Regions from separate parts of the Homo sapiens genome. Here region 1 is linked to region 2. A link is an interaction called in ENCODE POLR2A ChIA-PET data of the cell type or tissue named here. Cell type or tissue: MCF 10A. All regions are shown on one strand.

What was found. Peaks named below come from ENCODE experiments on the same cell type or tissue, not always from the same donor. Only the 100,000 strongest peaks of a DNase experiment are listed, where the experiment ranks them.
Region 1: POLR2A ChIA-PET joins it to region 2 with 98 read pairs; 27 of 35 experiments call an interaction of 5 or more read pairs at or near these places.

Annotation. Positions count from the first base shown.
Region 1 is chr10:62,048,028-62,050,527 of GRCh38, forward strand. All of the region lies in intron 4 of ARID5B (AT-rich interaction domain 5B), which reads left to right. Among named protein-coding and RNA genes, the nearest start is that of ARID5B, 150 kb to the left of the region's middle. RefSeq lists enhancers at 152-221, 842-931, 1,112-1,281, 1,123-1,417, 2,456-2,500. In MCF 10A, no CTCF peak of the experiment used is centred here; DNase peaks (open chromatin) are centred at 204 and 1,254.
Region 2 is chr10:61,898,766-61,901,265 of GRCh38, forward strand. No RefSeq gene overlaps it. Among named protein-coding and RNA genes, the nearest start is that of ARID5B, 1.7 kb to the right of the region's middle. RefSeq lists a silencer at 1,456-1,625. In MCF 10A, no CTCF peak of the experiment used is centred here; DNase peaks (open chromatin) are centred at 486, 1,366 and 2,486.

The sequences.
Region 1 (2,500 bases), 150 kb after region 2:
TTGGTTTCCTGTCTCCATTCCCAGTGCAAACTCAAGTCACCAGTTTATGTTTCCAGAGCATAAGCATAAGTAGTAAAGGTGAATGCAGTTTTACAAGTGCCCAGTGTGACAAGTATACCACGTGTGAGGTTGGCGGGACCAGTCTATGAGGACAGGAAAGAACAGTATGTGGGCATCTTTATTTCCATTAGTCACTTTTTCATTCAACAAATACATGTTATGCAATGCAGCCTTTTGGGTGTTGTGCTGGGCAGATAAAAGACACATCCCACAGGGTCTTGCCCTTAAGGATTCTCCAGTCTGGTATAATAATATGCCAAAAACCACAGCTAAAGTACAAGGAGTACAGTGATATGTTCCATAAGAGAAGGAGGGAAAAAAAGTTCAGAGGGGAGAGTAGGAGAGGAATTTGATTTTGAGTCCTGAATGACTGGTAGGATTTGCCTAACCATACCTGAAATACGCAAGTACTTGCCTTACTAAGAACAAAGGGCTTTTTCTCTTGATCAAATCCCATTTAGAGTTTACGTTTGTGTGACCAGAATATTAGGTGCTAGTCTGTTCTAAATTTGTAATTCTCAGAATCTGCTGGGGGAGTACATGTGCTTCTCTGGGTTCTGAAAACAGCTCAAAGAATGGAGAAAATAAACCCAGTTTGGGGATGACTTCTTGTCAGTTCCCGGAACCTTTGCCTTTATTTAAAAACAGCATGTTCGATGCAAGTTCTGTCGAAAAGGCCTTTGGGATTTGAAAGCTTTTCTAGAAATAAATGCCTTTTAGGTCTAAGTGCTTTTCACCAAAATGCTAGGAAGGGAAGATCATAGTAACAAGTCTTAGAACAGAGGGGATATTGTTTTGTTTGTTTTAATGAAATGCCTGCGACCTGCTACCCCAAGTTTTGTTTGTCAGCTTTCTGCTCAGCTGTTATTTTGATAAGGGACTTGAAAGTACATCCTTCCCTCGCGGTCATTAAAGTCTTAGCACTTGGGTCAGTTGTGGAAACACTTCTGTGCTACACAAAGTCTTCTAAACAAAACAAATAGTCCATGCCCTGGCTCCAGGCTGCGGACCGTGTCAAATTCATGGAACGTGGCATCGTGCTCTGACAAGGAGAGCAAGAGGTCAGGATCCACAAAACAGGCCGGATGAAATCACCATCTCCGTGCGGGGAGGTGGAGAGAGCAGAGCCCTCCCTGCCAGTCTGGCAACTCCAGCAAAGTCCTCAGGCTCATCCCACACACTCGGTGCTAGTCACTGCTGTGTGTTTACATGAGTAATGGAGCTGCCGGGGGAGGGGAGTTGTAAGCAGAGCGCTGAGCCTCGCAGCTCGCATTCGGAGGGAAGCTGACATCCACACCAAGTCGAGACTTCCAGGGATGTGGCCGGGGAGCAGTCACATGCTGTAGCTTTCATGAGCACAGGCATCAGTCAGGCAGATGTTTGTCGACTGGAATGGGTAATCGCTACTTTCTCTTTGCTTGATTTTTGTTTGTGAGCTTGTTTACCTTTGGTAATTCCAGGCTGGCTTTCTGGGATGGACTTTCAGACCAGCGTTTAGGGGAATGAGAGGAGAGAGCGGGTGTGGGAAGGGGATCCTAAGCCCTAAAGCCTCTTTTTAAACTTTTGCCTCTCTGATTTTAAAGGCAGTTCTGCTTTACTGAGCTTCCACCAACAGTAAAACTGTTATCCGGAGGAGAAAATCAAATTAGTAGGATTAATTGTGTTTGTAAAATGAGTACAGTGTAAAAATGTCCTAAAACCACTGGTTAACTGCCTAAGTAAGATTAACAACAATCAAGAAGGTTCATGTTGTTTAGATTTGACATTGTCATAATCACTCCTTAAGTAATAAAAAGTGTGGGTGCCTTGAAAGGTCTGAAGGAAATTGTTTAGGGTATAATTCATTAGCTTGGAGTCATTCTAGGGGTGGTTGGTTAGTTGGTTGTTTTTAATTTTGCTTGACTTGGGTGACTGATGAAGTTAAATGTGAAAGCTGATGCCGGATAGTCATAGCTCTCAATAAACAGCAGCCTTTTCCCCCTACTTTCTGTGTAGATCTTAAAAGGAACAAGCTCAGCATCAAGGATGAAATAGAACTTTGATTTGTATCTTGTCTTTTCAAAAGTGTAACCCCCATGGAATCAGGCTAACCCCAGTGTAATCTTTGGATGTTATATTAAATAAGCCTTAAGATCTTCATAAAAATATATTGAAAAGGAAAAGACAGCATGCTGATTTAAATGTATCTGTCAGATTTGTTGAGATTTGAAACTTGCTGGTTGCAGTATTGTTAGTAAATATATGTAATAATGTTTTCCAGCTTGCTGTTGTGAATGCCCCTCTCTCTATAGCTATCTCTCTACTTATCTGTATGGTAATTTGAGAGAATGCCCTTGTCTCTGAATATTTTGTAAAAGAGATGTTTTCAAACATTTCATTACTATGATACCATAAGGGCAGGCATGTCACTTAGGTTTCGGAAAGCAAGATACAAAACAAA
Region 2 (2,500 bases):
AAAATTGAGGGATTTTTGGGGGGGAGGGGTAAACACTATTGTGATCTGTAATTTTAAAAGGCATTCACAGTATTGGTTTGATTTATTAGATTTATTATGTTCACGGGGGGTGGGGGCAGTGCTGTAAAAAGAGGGGGAAAGATACCCCTGTGATTCGGTTTTGAAATTTAGCATTCATCTGATTACAAGGCTGCGGATATTCAAAAATATTCAGACCCAGATCCCTGCAATTGTTAACATCTCAGAAACCTTATCGGAGAGATAAGGCAGCATGCATCCTAGTTCAGTGCCTACCTTGAAGAGCTGAAGAAACAGGGTTTCTAATTAGATGAAGTTCGTTACACACTTAAAGACTTACAGCACCAAAGACAGTAGAAGTAGCTTAGATGCTGTAAAGAGCTGTATAATTTTTTAAGAAAGAGATTTAATATACAATTGAGGGATACCCTCAGGCATTCTGTTGAGGTTTCCTGCATAAATGCTGCTGCATTGGTCATACAGGAAACTGACTCAGAGTCGATCTCAAATACGATCTTGTCAAAATACTGCAACTCAAGTTTTTTTAATATAGGATTTCTTGAACTGGATGTATATATTTACGCTAACACGACAGAGACTAACAGAAGCTTTAGGCATATCTATTTTTAAAAAAGACATGTAAAATGCCCCTCAGTCAAGTCCATTCATATGTTAAAAATGAACAAAATGGGCGATTCTAATCAAACGTCTGCAGTATGCATTATAAAGTTAAAAAGAGAGAGAGAAAGCGCAGGAGAGCTATAATTTCTCTTTGTAACCCATGTTTATAAAATAGAAAGATCAGATGAAATTTCAAGAGATAATTAAAGAGTGATGTGCAAGTCATAATTTGGCTAATGTTAAAGATGGGAGACTGCGAATTGTAGTCCTCCATGGTGCAGAGTTGTGATATTACTTTAAATTATTAAAATAGTTTTCGACAGCTTTCAGAATACCGGCTCTTTGGCATGGGCTTTTATTATTTATTGTAATTAGAGGATCTGCCATTTTCTTTCGTTTATCTCTGTGTGTATAGAAACGAGATAGATTTTGCCTTTTATTACTTCCCCATATTCTGAATCAAAAATGTGGTTTAGATAATGTTAAGTGCCCTAATTCTTACTGCAGCGGACGCAGACGTTATGAAAAGGCATAAAAATACACACAGAGGGTCTTTCCACCTCAAGTCACTGAATATGAGGCATTTGTGCTCTGCCGGGTGTATTAACTTCAGCCATGTGAATATAATTTTCATTAAAGTAATCCTGTTTCAACTAGATGCTGTGACTAGAGGTGAAACGTTGCGAAAGCGTTAAAAATAGCTTACTAGTAATTTCAACATCCTGTAATTTTATCACAGATCAAGTTTCAACTGTCATACTATACAGACCTTATTCCCCATATAGTACATGTTTACTTTTTTAGCATGCCAGACCCACTTTGGAAAGATTGGTGCCAATATAATAAAAGCTGGAGGGGGGGTGTGCTGGAAGGAGTGGGAGGAGAGCGGGGAAGGGGGTGGGGGAACGTGGGGGAAGCGAGTACACCATTTTAAATCAACACTGCGAAAATGCAATCTAGCCTGGCGGAGGACCGGCAGCTGGGTCGGAGCTTGCGAGGGCTTTGCAGTCTCTGCCTGTTCCTTGTTCTGTCGCTCTTAAGTTTCTCTGTGTTTGCATAATAGCCGTGCATGCAAACCTCGCAATGCTCCAGGGCTCCAGAACAATAAATATACACATTTAAAGCCTTTATTGTCTTACGGTTCATGCCCCCGGTTTTCAACAGCTTAATTTCTGGTTGTATTTAACTAGTTTGCAAATGGATTTTTTCAGTTTCAAACTATTATTGAGGAAGCTCCCCTCCCTTTTTTGGCGGGGGAGGGGATGGGGGTGGGGTAGGAGTCGGTATATTATTCCTGTAGCGCTGGGTTATATAAACACATTATCATTTGAGAGCGCCCTTGGCGTCCATCAGCATTGTAAACACGTACTAGTGTATATACTTCAAAATTAAAGAATGCACACGCAGAACCGGGAGCCTGAATTCATATTCTGAGCAGACTCGCTTCTCGCATTTATTGATTTATCATGCATCGTTTATTGTTCCAGTCCCTAAATGCAGTCGCTGTCCGTTCAATATTGTTTGCGAAATCCTAAGATGTGTGTGCACTGCTCACTTGTCTCTTTTTTTTTTGCTGAGTATTTTTTTGCGAAGCGAACAAATGCATTAATATTTATATGTTTATATAATCGATAACCCACTTTTCCCTTCCATGTAAATAGGCATCAAAAGATAATTTAACAGATTAGTTCTCGAAAACATGGCAGTGAGGAAGCGTAATTTAACTATCAAACAAATCTACATGTCTAATAACAGCAAATCTGCTAAGAAGCATTAGAAAGAGGAGCAGCGCCCCGGAATCTCTGCAGGAAATGTTCTTTATATTAGACATATACAAGCAGGTCCTGTCAGATGCACAGTG